Regions from separate parts of the Homo sapiens genome. Here all the other regions are linked to region 2. The links are chromatin contacts, found by Hi-C or POLR2A ChIA-PET in ENCODE. All regions are on one chromosome and are shown on one strand. The core of a region is the stretch at or near the end of the contact, and the rest is flanking DNA. Distances in the headings are between cores, read along the strand shown. Region 1 holds the start of TMUB1 (transmembrane and ubiquitin like domain containing 1). Region 2 holds the start of LMBR1 (limb development membrane protein 1). Region 3 holds the start of ZNF398 (zinc finger protein 398). Region 4 holds the start of NUB1 (negative regulator of ubiquitin like proteins 1).

Region 1 (3,924 bases), core at 278-2,777, 5.8 Mb after region 2:
ACACACGTGTTATAGCACTGTTGGGCTGTTCACACGTCTAGCTCTTCTACTAGTATATGGAGCCACATGAGGGCAGGAAGAGGGTCTGATTCACCATTTTATTCCCAGTATCTTGCACAATGCCTGGGATATAGTGTGTGTGTGTGTGTGTGTGTGTGTGTGTGTGTGTGTGTGTGTAATTTTTTTTGAGACGGAGTCTCACTCTGTCACCCAGGCTGGAGTGCAGTGACTCGATCTCAGCTCACTGCAACCTCCACCTCCCGCATTCAAATGATTCTCCTGCCTCAGCCTCCCGAGTAGCTGGGATTACAGGCGCCCGCCACCACGCCCAGCTAATTTTTGTATTTTTTTTTGTAGAGACAGGGTTTTACCATGTTGGCCAGGCTGGTCTCGAACTCAGTGATCCGCCTGCCTTGGCTCCCAAAGTGCCAGGATTACAGGCGTGAGCCACTGCGCCTGGCCATAGTACATCTTTTAAAAAATATGTTAGTAGAATAAATGAATGAACAGGAGGGATGGAACTAGAGGTAGGTTAGTTCTGTATGGTATCAATCTAGACTGACATTCCTAAGGCAATATTTGGGCCACTTGCTCCCACAGTAGGCAAGAACCATGGGAAGACTAGGATAGATTATTTTAAATCAAGACTGGCCTGTAAAAACCAGGATGTGAGATCTCTGTGGCTACAGGAGCCCAGAGGGAAAAATCCAGATATCCACAGGCCTGGGATTCAATGCCATCCACACAGTAACACACCAAAGACCCGACTCCTGAGACCAGGTTTGGGTGGAGGTGAGCGAATAGCTACTGTGTGACATGTACCTTAGTTTTTACACTTTTTAATAAAACATCTAATTTCTTCCTTATGATTGACTTACGAGGTGTGTTTTAGAGAGGAAGAAATTAATGTTCAGAGAGATTCAATAACCCACCCAAGGTCATATAGCTGAGAAGCACAAGATAAGGGATCAGGATTTCTGCCAGGTTCCAAGGTCTATGCTTCTTCCACAGCCCTGAAGGGGCTGTGGAGTCCCGAAGGTGGAGGAGGGGACCAAGGAAAGGGGCAGCCCTGAGGATGGGTATCCCTAGCCAGCCTGGTGGGGCAGCCCATGGATATTGGGCTCTGGGCTGAAGAATTAATTTTGGTGGCCAAAGTGCCTTCTGGCGTCCACTCTGACATAACAGTAGGGGCCACCTGAGTTCCTCAGAGCCTTCCACACTGCATCACGAACACGGGTACTCTGACGTGCTCCAGCTGACGTCGGTGTCTGGTGTGATAGATGCCCTGGCTGTTGGCAGGGGAGGGGGCGGACGCTGCTGCCGCCCAAACCTCTAGGGGGTAGCACAACCCCCAAAACCGCCCCCGCCAGCCCCTTCGCGATCTGCAGGCGCAGAGAACCGCGGGTGGAGCCCCACACGTGGGTCCGCAGGGCGGAGGGCGGGGACAGCGCGGCGCCGGACTACAAGTTCCACAATGCCCCGGGCCGCGGCGGCGGGGAAGGAGGGGTGCTTCAGGTGCCTGCGACCTCCGCGCCTCCCGCCCGGAAGTGCCCGAGGGGCCGCGATGGAGCTGGGGGAGCCGGGCGGTGAGTCCCCGCGCCGTGACCGCGCCCACCCCGCCGCCCAGGGCCCCGGTCGGGCCGGGATCGCCGTGCCCTCCTGCGGCTTCGGGGGGCGGGAAGGTGGGAGGGGTGATGAGAGGTGGGGGTGGGGAACGTGAAGTCTCGGATTCCGGGCGGGATCTGGGGTCAGGCAGCCCGGGGGGCTTGGAGAGACTTCCAGAGGAGGCGCGGAGTTAGTCCTCCGCGGAGTGGGGTTGAGGGGACCTGGAGGGGGCCGAGCTGGGTGGGTGGTGACGCTCGGTGGCTCCAGATTGCCCAGGGGCGGAGTTTGACGTTTGCTGTGGGGGAAGCCTGGGAAGCAGTCCTGTGCCGCGGGTGGGGTTTAGGTGAACCGTAACGCGGGGGGCGGGGGTGGGGGCACAGAGGCTCTACCCCCACCTCTTAGAAACTTTAGCAGCGGAGTAGATGAGCCTGGGGTGAAGTCGGTGAAGGAGTAGACACACTGGGGTGAAGTGGGCAGGAGAATAGATACGCTTGGGGGTGAAGTTTGGTTGGGGTGAAGTTTAGGAGAGGCGTTGCTTAGGCCCTTACCTTGGGATAGGGTTTGGGTGAGTTGGGAGCTGGTTGAAGACCTCGAGCTCAGATGACAGAAAGTTAGGACTTGGGATTCGGCGATGGGAAGGGGCACCCGGAGGCAAGTTTGGGGCGACTGGGAGGCAGAGAAGCCGGTACCCTGGGGTGGGTGAGGGGACGGAGGCTGAGGACGGTGGGAGCGTCGCGGTGGGGTGAGGGCAGGACCCTGTGGAGGTTCCAGGGCTCCTGGCCAGGGGGCCCGGGCCTCACGGGCTCTTTGTGCCTCTCCAGCTCGGTAGCGCGGCGGGCAAGGCAGGCGCCATGACCCTGATTGAAGGGGTGGGTGATGAGGTGACCGTCCTTTTCTCGGTGCTTGCCTGCCTTCTGGTGCTGGCCCTTGCCTGGGTCTCAACGCACACCGCTGAGGGCGGGGACCCACTGCCCCAGCCGTCAGGGACCCCAACGCCATCCCAGCCCAGCGCAGCCATGGCAGCTACCGACAGCATGAGAGGGGAGGCCCCAGGGGCAGAGACCCCCAGCCTGAGACACAGAGGTCAAGCTGCACAGCCAGAGCCCAGCACGGGGTTCACAGCAACACCGCCAGCCCCGGACTCCCCGCAGGAGCCCCTCGTGCTACGGCTGAAATTCCTCAATGATTCAGAGCAGGTGGCCAGGGCCTGGCCCCACGACACCATTGGCTCCTTGAAAAGGTAAGTAGGTCAAGAGGCAGGAGCAATGCTAAAGACAGGGGTTGGGAGAGTGGTCGCAGAAGGCCCCCAGAGACACCTAAGACCCAGCCCTCCTTTATACTGGAGGCGCTGAGCGCCCCAGATCACAACTGTACTTGTTCCCCTGGCAGACGGCCCCTCCCAGGCCAGGGCCGGTGTGTTGTGGAGGGCAGGGGGAGGGTGGGAGTGCTGTTCCGGGGCCAGGGACTAGGATTGCCTGAGGCCTGCTCTCTTACCCAGGTCCCTCTCTCCTCAGGACCCAGTTTCCCGGCCGGGAACAGCAGGTGCGACTCATCTACCAAGGGCAGCTGCTAGGCGACGACACCCAGACCCTGGGCAGCCTTCACCTCCCTCCCAACTGCGTTCTCCACTGCCACGTGTCCACGAGAGTCGGTCCCCCAAATCCCCCCTGCCCGCCGGGGTCCGAGCCCGGCCCCTCCGGGCTGGAAATCGGCAGCCTGCTGCTGCCCCTGCTGCTCCTGCTGTTGCTGCTGCTCTGGTACTGCCAGATCCAGTACCGGCCCTTCTTTCCCCTGACCGCCACTCTGGGCCTGGCCGGCTTCACCCTGCTCCTCAGTCTCCTGGCCTTTGCCATGTACCGCCCGTAGTGCCTCCGCGGGCGCTTGGCAGCGTCGCCGGCCCCTCCGGACCTTGCTCCCCGCGCCGCGGCGGGAGCTGCTGCCTGCCCAGGCCCGCCTCTCCGGCCTGCCTCTTCCCGCCGCCCTGGAGCCCAGCCCTGCGCCGCAGAGGACTCCCGGGACTGGCGGAGGCCCCGCCCTGCGACCGCCGGGGCTCGGGGCCACCTCCCGGGGCTGCTGACCCTCAGCCCGCACTGGGAGTGGGCTCCTCGGGGTCGGGCATCTGCTGTCGCTGCCTCGGCCCCGGGCAGAGCCGGGCCGCCCCGGGGGCCCGTCTTAGTGTTCTGCCGGAGGACCCAGCCGCCTCCAATCCCTGACAGCTCCTTGGGCTGAGTTGGGGACGCCAGGTCGGTGGGAGGCTGGTGAAGGGGAGCGGGGAGGGGCAGAGGAGTTCCCCGGAACCCGTGCAGATTAAAGTAACTG
Region 2 (4,008 bases), core at 1-2,500:
AGATTCATAAAAATCTAAACAACGGCCGGGCGCGGTGGCTCAGGCCTGTAATCCCAGCACTTTGGGAGGACGAGGTGGGCGGATCACCTGAGGTCAGGAGTTCAAGAACAGCTTGGCCAACGTGGTGAAACCCCGTCTCTACTAAAAATACAAAAATTAGCTGGGCGTGGTGGCGGGCGCCTGTAATCCCAGCTACTCGGGAGGCTGAGGCAGGAGAATCACTTGAACCCAAGAGGCAGAGGTTGTTGTGAGCAGAGATCGCCATTGCACTCCAGCCTGGGCGACAAGAGTGAAACTCTGTCTCAAAAAAAAAAAAAACAAAAACAAAAACTAAATGACATTTGAAAGCAATTTGTAGATTTTCACACTTCCTAAGAATTCTCAAAGATGCCAAAAACAAAAATCGCAGCCACTAGCAATTTAAATGACTTCCTCGTAGCCAAATAAATCCTAAGGTAAAATTATAAACATTCCCTTAAATTCAAATTTTATAACAAAAAGAAAGATAATAGGGAACGGAGGGTGAATTATTGTGTTTGATATATTTGGCGGTGAAAAATACATATATTACGTGCTGTTTAGGGTCCACTGAGAGTCATAAAACTGACCCTAGTGACCGAGCTACCGGAAGGACTTGGCAAGGGTCTAGCGAGCTCGGTTATCTGCGTTTTCCAGGTGGGGCAGCCCAAGACCCTTCTCAGACCCAGAGAAGCTGGGTTTCCGCCCAAAGCCCGGCCCCAAACCACCGATTTCCGACCTTTCAACCTACTTTGGCAGAGCAAGAGTTTCCGCGGGAGACTCCCTGCTTCCCTCTGCCCAGGTCCCCTGAGGCCGAGTGCGGTACTGAGTGCTGAGTAAGGGGTGCCGAGTGCCAAGCACTGAGTAACTGGGGGAGGGGAACCATGCAGCTGTCATAAATAATTAGCTCCTGTGAGGAACAGGAACTCCGAGACTGCGGCCGGGCCAGGTGGGCAGAGGTCGCAGCGCCCTCGCCGCGTTCCCCGTCCCCATCCGACGCCAGGACAGCGCCTCCTTAACTGGGGTAGCCCCTGAGAGCGTGGGCGGAGCCCCGCCCCGCGACCTCAAGGCCCCGCCCCCTCAGCGCCTCCCGGCCCAGCAGCTCGGAAGACCGCGAGGCGCGCTTTTCTGACGCATCGGCGCCTTTCGTCTGACGTATGCCTGCACCGCCCCCTCCCCTCCCTGCCCCGCCCCCGCCCCGCCCCCGACTGCGCGGCGCCCGCCCTCCCTTAGTCAGAGCTGCTCGTCTGAGGCTGCTGAGGCGACGGCCGGTGTCGTGGTCGCGGTACCTGTTCCAACACGGCTCGCGGGCCCGTGCCGGCTCCGGTCCCCGGCGCGGCTGTCCGAGCCCCTGCGGCGGGCGGACGATGGTGTGGCGGAGCACGCGGACGCGGGCGGCGCGGCGGCGGGCATGAAGGAGGATGGAAGGGCAGGACGAGGTGTCGGCGCGGGAGCAGCACTTCCACAGCCAAGTGCGGGAGTCCACGGTGCGTGGGGACCGAGGCAGCCCTGACAGTCCCGCGTGCCCGCCCGGGCCCTCCGTCCCCGCCCCCGGGCCCCCGGTCCCCGGACCCCTCACCTCCGGGCCTCGCCTCGCGCCTCCCGCCCCGGCCTCTGCCGCTCTCCCTCCCCACCCCTCCTCTCCCCTCCCCTCCCCTTCCCTCCCCACCTCTCCTCTCCCCTCCCCTCCCCTTCGCTTCCTCTGCCTGCCCCCCCGCTCCGCTCTTGCCTCCCCTGCCCCCTCGCGCTCCCTCCGTTCGAGCCCCGACCCCGCCCCCGCCCCGCGGCCTCGGTGCTGCCCTTCCCTTCCCGCGGGGAGGGCTGCGGTGCGCGCCGCGCTCTGGGACCCCAGGGGCTTCCTCTCTGGGCGGGTGTGCGGCTCGCGCCTCGGGGTGTGGACGGCGGCCCCGCCAGTGCGCGCCCCCGCGCTCCGCCGCCAGGCCAGGTAGGCAGGTGGATGCGCAGGCGTCCCGGAGAGCCTGGGTGGGCCCGGCGGGTCCGGGAAGGGCCGGGCTGCGCGGAGCCCGCCCGCCTCTCGCGTTTGGACCCGGCCGGTTACCTTGTCCCGGTCAACACCTCCTGCCCTCCTGGCGCCTCACGTTTCCATCCCTCTTTCATCTCCCCCAGCCCCCACGTGGGTTGAGTTCGAAACCTTACCGTTTGGGATGAGAATATTGGTTATTTTTGGGAGTGAGGACCTCAGCAAAAGTCCATTTTGCTATGGAAGCAACTTCTTAGGGAAGCAGCTTCTTTTTTGGCCCATGTTCCATGTGTGCTGTTGGCAGGAGTCAGGAAGCGGACTTGACCTTGGAAAGTCTACTTTGATGTTTTTATCTTTTCATGATGCTCTAGAATGTATTGTAATTGGGTTTATCTGTGTTTTCATAACTGTTGTAAAATATGTCAATTTTTTATGTTTATATTTACGCCTCTCCTAAGTTGTCTACGATTCAGTCACACTTGGTTTGAGGTGAAAAAATTCTGCTTTAGAATTATCTAATTTGTGTACTCACTGATCTTGAAAATTGAGAATCACTTTGGAAGTCATACTTTGAATAAAGAGGACATATAAAGTCTGAGCTGGTGGAATTTGAGTTAGTGGAATTTGGTACACATTTAGTTGTAATTTTTATAATTGAAGCTAAAATACACAGAGATAAGTTCATGTAATCATACATGTACCCTTCAGATCATTTCATACTAAACACGCCTGTGTACTCCTGAATCCACCAGGAGTTTGAGACTGGTCAGCCTGGGCAACATAGTGAATCCCCATCTCTACCATTATAAAAAAATAAATAAATAAACACAATTTTACTAGGATCCCAGAGACTGATTCCTTTCCCTCTTCCAATTACTTTCTCCTCCACCAAGGGTAAACGTTGCCCTGGCTTCTAATATCATAGATTAGTTTTTGCTTAGTTTTGAACTTTATGTAAATGGAATCTTACCGTATATACTCTTCTGTGTCCAGTTTCTTGTACAATGTTTGTGAAATTTCTCCATGTTGTATGTGGTTATAATTCATTCTCGGTGCAGTAGTTGTGTGACTATAGCACAATTTATTTTTCATTTTACTGTTGATGGGCACTTCAGTAGTTTCTAGGTTTTGGCTATGAATATATATATGTGTATATATATGTGTATGTATATATGTGTGTGTGTGTGTGTGTGTGTGTGTATATATATATATATATATATATTTTTTTTTTTTTTTTTTTTTTGTGATGGAGTCTCGCTCTGTCTCCCAGGCTGGAGTGCAGTGGCACAATCTCGGCTCACTGCAACCTCTGCCTCCGGGATTCAAGTGATTCTCCTACCTCAGCCTCCTGAATAGCTGGGATTACAGGCACACACCACCACACCCAGCTAATTTTTCTATTTTTATTAGAGACGGGGTTTCTCCATGCTGGCCAGGCTGGCCTTGAACTCCTGACCTCAGGTGATCCACCTGCCTTGGCCTCCCAAAGTGCTGGGATTACAGGCATGAGCCACCACGCCGGGCTGGCTATGAACTTTTTGTACATAGCTTTTGGTGGACATGTTTGTGCATTTCTGTTGGGGATAGCCCTAGGAATGGAATCCCTAGGTTAAAGAGTGTGCATTTGTTCATCTTTAGTAGATACTTTAAAACAATTTTCCAAAGTGGTTGTACCAGTGTACACTTCCGCCAGTACTGACAGTCTCAGAGGTGTGGTTGTTACTCATCTTTATCAATACTTGATATTTTCTGTCCTTTTTAATTTTAGTCATTCTAGCAAGTGTGTTATAGTGTTCATCATACAAATAATTTTAATTTGCATTTTCCTGATAACTAATGAATTTGAGCACCTGTTTGTTTATTAGCCATTTGGAAATCTTGTGAAGGGTCAAATTTTTTTCCCCATTTAAAAATTAAGTTTATCTTTTTAATATTGATTTGCAAGGTCTTTACAGAATAACTTGTATTATATTGTTATACAGGTGGATATGATTTCTTTGTCAGAAATA
Region 3 (4,350 bases), core at 1,769-4,268, 7.7 Mb after region 2:
CACACCACCATGCCCTGCTAATTTTTGTATTTTTGGTAGAGACAGGGTTTCACCATATTGCCTAGGCTGGTCTCAAACTACTCAGCTCAAGTGATCCACCTGCCTCAGCCTCCCAAAGTGCTGGGATTACAGGTGTGAGCCATGGTACACAGCCTGAGATTTTGTATTTTTAACAAATTCCCAGGTGATGCTGACACTGAGTAGTAAGACTTGTCTGCTGCAGCCCCCACTCTCAGAAGATGACATGTCCTCTTGCTTTGAGATGGAAATTAATCAGACCTAAATTCATTCAACTTTCTCTTCATACTCCTTGCTTCAAACTTATCAGTAACCGAATCTAAGTTTTCTTCTTTACTTCCTAAGGAAGTTGCATCCTATTTAAATCTTAACTCTCCACATTTGCTTCACTTATGCCAACCCCTTCCACCTTTTTGGGTAGGTTGTTCCTTTCTTAGTGTCAATCTGTCTCCTGATTCTTCTCCATAGGGTGGACTGGCACTGTTCAATACAGTAGCCACTACCTACATGTGGCCACTGAGCACCTGAAATGTGGTTAAATTGAGATGTGCTATGAGTATAAAATACACGAGACTTTGAAGACTTAGTATGAAAAAAATATTTGTTTGTTTGCTTGAGACAGGGTTTCACTTTGTTGCCCAGGTTGGAGGGCAGTGGCAGGATCACAGCTCACTGCAGCCTCCACCTCCCTGGCTCAAACACCTCCCACCTCCTGAGTAGCTGGGAGTACAAGTGCATGCCACCACGCCTGGCTAATTTAAAAAAAAAAATTTTTTTTGTAGAGATGGGGTCTTCCTATGTTGCCCAGGCTGGTCTTCAACTCCTGGGCTAAAGCTGTCTTCCCACGGCAGCCTCCTGAAGTGCTTGGGATAACAGGCTTGAGCCACCACACCCGGCCATTAATGTTTTAAATCGATTACATGAGGCCGGGCGCGGTGGCTCACGCCTGTAATCCCAGCACTTTGGATCCCAGCGGGCGGATCACGAGGTCAGGAGATTGAGACCATCCCGGCAAACACGGTGAAACCCCCCTCTCTACTAAAAATACAAAAGGACCCGGGCGTAGTGGCACGCGCCTGTAGTCCCAGCTACTCGGGAGGCTGAGGCAGGAGAATCGCTTGAACCGGCAAGGCAGAAGTTGCAGTGAGCCCAGATGGCGCCACTGCACTCCAGCCTGAGGGACAGAGTGAGACTCCACCTCAAAAAATAAATAAATAAATAAATTGATGACATGTTGAAATAATATTTTGCATATATTGAGTTAGATATATAATTAAAATTAATTTCATCTATTTATTTTTTAACTTCTCAAAAATTTTTTTTATTTTAGAGACGCGGTGTGGACTGCCTCGAACTCCTGGACTCAAGTGATTCTTCCGCCTCAGCCCCCGGCCTAGCTGGGACTACAGGCGTGCACAACACAGCGCCTGGCTTTTTACTTTTTAAACGTGACGCCTAGAGAATTTAAGCAGGGGTGTCCAATCTTTTGGCTTCCCTGGGCCACACTGGAAGAACTGTCTTGGGTCACACATAAAATACTGATCATGATAGCTGATGAGCTAAAAAAAAAAAAAAAAAAAAAAAAAAAAGACAAAGAAAAAGGTCCGTGCATAAATCTCATGATGTTCTAGGAAAGTTTACGAATTTGTGTTGGGCCGCATTTAAAGCAGTCCTAGTCCGCATGCGGCCTGGGGGCCGCGGGTTGGACAAGCTTGATTTAGAGTTTTGTATGCGGCTTCCCTTATATTTCTATTAGCCAGGACTGGCACAACACAGGATCATCGCTACCATCCCACCTATACACAAAAAAAAAGGTTGGAAAAAAGAAAAACAGGTCCAAGAGTGGAGGTGGCACTTCCCTCTGCTCTACCCCCTACCCATCGCTGCTCTTCCTCCTTTTCCCAGTCACCCCTCATGTGCCAGGGTGGCTCCTGACCCAGTACAATTGCTCTCCTAGAGGTGACCAAAGACCTCTTGGGTGGCAAATGCGATCAGTGCTTTCCCCGCGGCCTGACCGTCCCCTTCTCATTCTACGGGGCTGCGTGCAGGCGCGGCCCGGTCGCCTCGGTCGCCCTGGCAACTGGCCGCTGCCGGCCCCCGCAGGCCTTGGCAAACACCCGCGAATGAACCGCCACGCACGCGAGGCCACTCCAGCCTCCGGGTCCGCACCATTCATTCGGCAGCTATTTCGGGAGGGCCTCCCGCGTGTCCCGAGTCCGGTGCCGGGAGCCCAGGCGTCACGCAGCGCGGCGGGAATGCGCCTCCGCACACTTAAATGCCGCCCGCGCCACCGCTCAGATTGCTGGTGACGAACGCTCCCGCGGCCGCGAGAATGGCTGACGGCTCCCCAGCCCAACCCCGCTGCGCGTCTGGCGGGCAGGCGTGGGGCTGACACGCAGCAGGCACCCCCTCGACTTCAACCCAACTGCAGGGCCCCGGGTCTCATAGCTGCCTGCGAGTGCCCCTCAGACCTGCGGCCCAGCCTGGTGTCCCCGGGTGGGCGGTTTCACACCCACCCGCTAAGTCCCCTCACGCGAGGCTGCAGCCGCCAAGCACGGGCGACAGGCGACGTGGCCGGCGGGACCCGAGAACGGCGCCTATGCCTGGCAGCTCCCTGCCCGCCCGCCTTCCTCCCTCGGGGTCTGGGTCTCGGGGGCTCACAACACTCGCGCGCGGCCGCCCTTACCGGGGCCGGGGCCGCCTCAGCCATGGCCCTGCGCTGTCTAGCCCGGGCCTCGGAAGTCGCCGCCGCTGCCGCCGCTGCCACCGCGCCCGGCTCCAAGCAGGCCCGGCCGCCGGGTCCTCTCCACAGGCGGCGCCGACCCGGCCCTGCCTTCCCCGCACGGACGGGACTCACGCGGCCGTCGGGGCTCGGGACGCGCAGGAACGCGGCGGAGGCGCGGTGCAGCAGGCGGCGGATCAAGCTGGGGTCGCGAGGCCGACTCCGCCGCACTCCACCCGCAGCGGCCCCTCAGCTGGCGCTTTGTGGGCAGCGAGTGCACCGGGAACCGCGCGGGCCTAGACGCGCCGCAGGCTCGCGCTGCCCAGCCACCGCGGCCAGCGCGCCCCCTGCCGGCCCCTGCGGCCAGCGCCCCCCGCGTCGCCTCCGCCCCTCCCCCCCAGCTCTTGGGCTTCGGTGTGGGGAGGGTTGTTATTTGGGGCCCACGTGTGTTCCGCTTTCTCACATTCCCACGAGAAGGTTCAGCTCACCGCAGTTTAGGACCCAGCCGCAAAGCCGGGCTCATTCTGGGGAGTGATTTTCTTCACGGAGGCTCGATACGCAGGCGCCGTCTGCAGGCAACAGCTTCTGCTGAAGGGCAGCCGTATTTAGAACAGCGGAAATGTGCAGGGTGAGAGTAAGGGGGACACGGCTGAAGGGAGCCTATGGGTGGAATGAGTGACGGAGAGGCACAATTTTGGAATGAAGAAGATATAGATCATTTGCGGAAATTACAAATGTGGTTGCCAAGGTGAGGCGGTTCAGGTCCCACGCGGCCTGTGTTGGGATCAATAATATTTTAAGGTCTCCTTCACATCTCGGATTATTGACTCTCCGGGGCCTGGTCTGGAAATAGGATTCTTAATTTTTGTTTATTTATTTATTTAGAGACGGAGTCTCACTCCGTCGCCCAGGCTGGAGTGCAGTGGCGGGATCTCGGCTCACTGCAACCGCCTTCCGGGTTCAACCGATTCTCCTGCCTTTGCCTCCCAAGTAGCTGGGATTACAGGCATGTACCACCATGCCCAGCTAATTTTTTTTTTTTTAAGTGGAGACGGGGTTTCACCATGTTGGCCAGGCTGGTCTGAAACTCCTGACCTCAAATGATCCACCCGCCTTGGCCTCCCAAAGTGCTAGGATTACAAGCGTGAGCCATTGCGCCCGGCCTTATTTATTGATTTATTTAGAGACAGTCTCCCTCTGTCGTCCAGGCTGGAGTGCAAGTGGCACAAACAAGGCTCACTGCAGCCTTAAACTGCTGGGCTCAAACGATCCTTCCCCTCAGCCTGCCCGAGCATCTTGGACTACAGGCGCAGCTACCAAGCCCGGCTAATGTTTTATTTATTTGTATTTATTTATTTACTTATTTATTTTTCTGTAGAGACAGGGTCTCGCTATGTTGCCCAAGCTGGAGGAAGTGGAATTCCTGAGAGCAGCAGAGATCGAGCTTGGGGTTACGGTTTGCTGCGTCTGAGCAAAAGGACCTGCGAGAACAGGCCGAGCGCAGTGGCTCACGCCTGTAATTCCAGCACTTTGGGAGGCCGAGGCGGGCAGATCACCTGAGTTCCAGACCAGCCTGGCCAACATGGTGAAACCCCGTCTCTACTAAAAAA
Region 4 (4,526 bases), core at 483-2,982, 5.6 Mb after region 2:
GTTATTAGCCCCTGAATGATGAAGACAAGTTCTAGAGAGTGGAAAAAATATGAGTTAATATTACCAAGATAAATTTCTTTCTTCTATTGAGGGCCAGTATTCCACATCCCCCCAAACCCAATTCACACAACTTTGAAATCTTTGAAAACTTTGGTAGCTTGTGTATTTCATAAACAAATATTTTTTAAAAGAAAGTTCAAATCTATTTTATGTCAGTGCGGGGACAAGAATTAGGCTAATCAGGACAGGGAGGAGAAAAGAGAGGAAGGAATAACACAGCCAATGAGGCTGCTGTGTGCAACCTGGGTGGCCCATGGGAGAATCCTCCATTTTTCAAGCACTGACAAACGGCTTATCACAGCAAAGCATATTAGTACTTAGAGCGTTAGCTTTTCAAACACAAATAACTTTAAAAACTACTTTACATACTACTCATGAATCTTCAGAAATTCTGAATAAAATATCACAGCAACCCTACTGTCTCCCCACTGGGGGACAGTAATTTCACAGGCTGGTTACTGGAGCCAAGCAATTTGAAAGGCTGATGCGGTACTCAGAGATGCCATCCAAGGCCGGGCGCGGTGGCTCACACCTGTAATCCCAGCACTTGGGAGGCCGAGGCCAGTGGATCACCTGAGGTCAGGAGTTCAAGACCAGCCTGGTCAACATGGTGAAACCCCGTCTCTACTAAAAAAATAAACAAATAAAAAATTTTTAAAAAGATGCCATCCAAGCCACCACTTGACAGAAGGACGAAGGAGTGTTACAAACCCAGTGCGTGTCAGACACTCCAGGGAGCAAACAAGAGCTCCAGGGTTACACCGAATAAGATTTAATGTTAAAAAAAAATTAAACCACTGTCTTGAAACTTAAGGAACTTCAGTTATAGACAACAGAGTAAGTGGCGACATATTTTAAGTCAAGTTTAATAAGTCAGTTTTTAATTTTAACTGAAATGAGAACTGAAAAAGTTTCATGCATGCCATACAATGTTTCACATTGTAACTAAGAAAAGACGAAACTCATTAATATCACTCCGTGGTCCAAGCAGAAAGTGAAACGTTATAACGATCCTTTAAAAATTTCACTTTCACTTTTGTAATGAATCGATCATTGCTACATTTAGCCACACCTTTTCAAGTATACATTATATATAGTTGAAACACAACTATATCTAGTCAAGACACATTCATTTTTTCTTAGGAAAATGAAAGATTCTTGATTAAAAATAAAAGGGAAGGAGGTGAGAATGATAGAATCAGGTCGTCAAGGTTCGAGAAAATCAAGTGTCTTGTCATTAAATAGCAAAGAAAATCTGGCTTTGATTGCAAATAAATCCCAAATGGTATACTCGGAGTGTTACGATTCAAGTATAGCATTTGGCTAATTTTTTATAGACATATTTATTCCTTTCTCTCCCCAAACCGATACACTCAATATTTTCTTTTAAATACCCCACACCTCTGCCTAACTCAGGGCAAACCAAAGGGCCCCGAACGGCCAGCGCGTCCCGAAGCCCGGCCCACCGCTCCCGGCCCCGGCCCCGGCCCCGGCCCAGCTCCACGCATGGCTGCTCACCCCCGCCCCGCGGCCGCTCCACCCCTGGCCAGGAGAGGTGCCCAGTCGGACCGGGAACCGGGGCGCCAAGCAGTGCTGCTGAGGCTGGGGTCGAGGACACTCGGCCGCCGTGTCCTCACCTGCGCCACGCCACTCCCGCCGCGACCAGCAGAGTGCCCGGATGCGGCAGCGGCCGCCGTTTGTTTTCATTCCGGGTGAGGCCAGCCCCGCCCCCGCCGCCGCTGTCGCCTTCGCGCCGCCGCCGCCGCCGCCGCTTGGAAAGAGGGTTGTGGGCGGGGCCAAGGCGAAGCCAGCTGTGGGCGGGGATACGGTTGTGTGGGCGTGGTTACCGCGGGGCGGAGCCGCGACGGGGCGGAGCTAAGCGGAGGCGGGGCTGGGCGAGGATGTGGCCGTGTGGGGCGAGGACCTGGGAGTTGGTGTCCAACGCCACCCCAGGCTCAGTCTTCCAGGACTTCCCGCCCGGGCTCAGTTTGCCAGCCATCAAGAGGAAATGGATCCTGGCTTTGTTTCTCCAGAATCCTTGAAAGAGGCTGGGGGAAGGGTCGGGACCGTCCCAACCCGCATCTCATTCCTCAGCCTAGGCTGGACCCCTTCCCTAAACCAGCGGCTTTTCACCCCGCCCTCCACAAGCCCACCAGGGGCTTCCCTGGGGTGAAATTAGGCTGCTTCCCGGGAATTTCCTCCCCCATGCTGTCCACGGCCACTAGGGACCACAAGGCCTAGGGAGCTCTGCCTACTTCCAAGGTCCTATTCCCAAGGCTGTGCTCAACAGTGACGCTTCTATTTTATTATCAGTTATTGCTGTTAATCTCTTACTGTGCCTAATAAATTAAACTTTATCGTAGGTATGTACGTATGTATAGGAAAAATGAAGTGTGTGTATATATATAGTATATATATATGTGTGTGTATGTAAAATGGGGTGCAGTACTATCCGAGGTTTCAGGCATCCACTGTGGGTCTTGGGACACACCACCTGTGTGTGGACGAGAGGGGACTCCTGTAACCTTGCAGTGACCAATCCGTTTTTCGTTCCCTGTTGCTGCTTTCTTTAGCCCTTTTCTACCTATAAAGCCCACCTCCTCTGCCCAGCTCGTTGGAGCACCGTTTCTAAATTTTCAGAGAAGATGCCATCCTGATTCATGAATCAATAAAAACCAATAGATCTTTAATCTAAATTTGTGGTAATTTTGACTTCTGACAAAGGGATATTAATAACTGTATAACCGCACCAGACCAATCTGATTCGCCTTTTATATACCCAAGTTGTGAGTTGTTTTTCAGTTGCATGGACTCCCAGATGGAAGGTTTCGCACGTAACCTGAGGATGCCCAGGTGAACCAAGCATGCAACCAGGGGCGGAACCTGAGTGCTCAGATCAAAGCAGGGACTGAATTAAGAAATGGGCACTGCATGGTGAGATCCAGAATGCAATCAGATCAAGCCCTGGTGTCACCCCATGGCAGGGTCCAGTCAGATGAGCATCCCAGCATCACCTCATCGCAAAATCTAATCCGATCATGCGTCATTACCCTATGCTTATAAAACCCAACCCAGCCCCAAGCTCAAGGAGACAGAGCTGAGGGTTTCCTCATGTCTCCTTGACAGTCAACTCACAATAAAGCCTTTCTTTTCTCAAAAGCCCGTGCCATGGTGTTGGCTTCTAGCACATCAGGAAAAAGCCCGTTGATTGCTCAGTAGCAATTGCAGCAAGGTAGAAGGACAACAGAAACTGTTCTGACATTTTTTTCTGAGGGCTTTCTCTGAGATGAGTAACAAAGATAGTTTCACTTTTACATTTACGTAGTAGACCATCAGGAAATTGAATGTCCACGCTCAGGTGTGATGGAGCAGCTTGCAGTAGACCAAGGCTCCCACTAACAACAACTAGAAAAGCCAGAAAGCGAAGTCAGAAAACATCTGTTTGAAGGCAGTGAAAGCTGCTGAGGCAAGAATGGGGGGACTTGATATTCCAGAGAATGAGGAACCTTCAAGGGGTGAGCTAATGTCTGCAGTGGCTTGTATTGGTGTGTGAGGGCTTTTGCCAGTTCTGGATACAAGCATGAGGCTGAGAATTTAGACTTTGAGACCACAGAGGGCCACTGCTGGGGACACAAAACCAACACAGCGATGTAGGGGGAAATTCCAAGGACAATTGCTGAATTCAAGGCTTGTATGGGGCAAGAAACTGAAATGTAAATGGAAGGCCTCTGAAAGCAGAAGTTTTTGATAGACTTGCAAAACAAAGATTCGAGTCTGAGATCTGCTAGGGTGGTGGTGGAAGTGGGTTACTGCAGAGCCTACACCATGTTCCCAGTTGGAAACTGGAGGGCAACGGTAGCTTGAACCCTACCAGAACCTCAGCCCAGCCTTCACTCCATGCAGTCCCTGATTGGATTAAGGTTATTGGCCACTCCTGTCTTTGGTTTTGTGGAGGAAAGGGAAAAACCCTCCTGAGAGAATGATAACATTTGAAGCCTCTACAACTTTTTAGAAGCTATATTTGGCATCTCATTAAAAAGTTACTAGATAAAAAAAGAAAAAGACAATAGAAACAGACCCACAGATGAGTCAGATATTGGAGTTGCCTGATTAAAATAACTCTGATGAACATTTTCAAGAAAACAGAAAAAAAGATGAAAATTTTCACCTGAGTATTGAAATCTATAAAAATAAATCAAATGAAAACTCTAGAGGTGAAAAGTGTAATAAATGAGGCTGTGAACTCTGGATGTTAGACAAAACTAAAGACACGATTAGTGAACTGCAGGCACATCAATAGAAAATATCCAAACTGAAGCATAGAAGGAAAGAATGGAAAATACAGAAACAAGCATTAGAGACACATGGGACATGATGAAAAGTTCTACCAGGTATTCAGGTTTCTAGAAAAAGAGAGAAAGGGGCAGAAACAATATTTGAAAAGATAATAACCAAGAGTCCAAGTT

The links. A loop is a pair of places that touch in the nucleus more often than their neighbours do. ChIA-PET counts read pairs that join two places held with the same protein, here RNA polymerase II (POLR2A). Pooled maps may share reads with other maps.
Region 1: a pooled map shows a loop between it and region 2 (15-fold over the local background). The contact joins the promoter of TMUB1 here to the promoter of LMBR1 in region 2. A Hi-C loop is called at or near these places in 4 of 50 pooled maps.
Region 3: a loop to region 2 is called in a pooled map, with 6 times the contacts of the local background. The contact joins the promoter of ZNF398 here to the promoter of LMBR1 in region 2. A Hi-C loop is called at or near these places in 1 of 37 single-sample maps with no recorded cell type and 5 of 50 pooled maps. POLR2A ChIA-PET finds 5 or more read pairs at or near these places in 1 of 52 experiments (GM10248).
Region 4: a loop to region 2 is called in a map with no recorded cell type, with 11 times the contacts of the local background. The contact joins the promoter of NUB1 here to the promoter of LMBR1 in region 2. A Hi-C loop is called at or near these places in 3 of 37 single-sample maps with no recorded cell type and 6 of 50 pooled maps.

The regions. Positions count from the first base shown.
Region 1 is chr7:151,081,096-151,085,019 of GRCh38, reverse strand. It overlaps TMUB1 (transmembrane and ubiquitin like domain containing 1), which reads left to right and starts at 1,527. Exons shown (of 3, transcript NM_001136044.2): 1 at 1,527-1,586; 2 at 2,427-2,845; 3 at 3,120-3,924. The coding sequence starts at 2,457. The coding sequence ends at 3,471. RefSeq lists silencers at 1,374-1,763, 3,797-3,924 and enhancers at 2,904-3,198, 3,916-3,924.
Region 2 is chr7:156,890,425-156,894,432 of GRCh38, reverse strand. It overlaps LMBR1 (limb development membrane protein 1), which reads left to right and starts at 1,250. Exons shown (of 17, transcript NM_022458.4): 1 at 1,250-1,505. The coding sequence starts at 1,440. LOC102723795 (a long non-coding RNA gene) reads right to left here and starts at 1,035. Exons shown (of 4, transcript XR_928253.3): 1 at 770-1,035. RefSeq lists silencers at 1,029-1,608, 1,659-2,158.
Region 3 is chr7:149,146,121-149,150,470 of GRCh38, reverse strand. It overlaps ZNF398 (zinc finger protein 398), which reads right to left and starts at 3,018. Exons shown (of 6, transcript NM_170686.3): 1 at 2,705-3,018. The coding sequence starts at 2,728. LOC107986856 (a long non-coding RNA gene) reads left to right here and starts at 3,110. Exons shown (of 2, transcript XR_007060581.1): 1 at 3,110-3,488; 2 at 4,119-4,350. RefSeq lists silencers at 2,104-2,153, 2,294-2,443, 2,738-2,909, 2,574-3,213 and enhancers at 2,519-3,092, 3,524-3,573, 3,667-4,240, 4,241-4,350.
Region 4 is chr7:151,339,018-151,343,543 of GRCh38, reverse strand. It overlaps NUB1 (negative regulator of ubiquitin like proteins 1), which reads right to left and starts at 1,732. Exons shown (of 15, transcript NM_001243351.2): 1 at 1,698-1,732. RefSeq lists silencers at 1,463-1,642, 1,813-2,012 and enhancers at 1,610-2,111, 3,181-3,270, 3,401-3,460.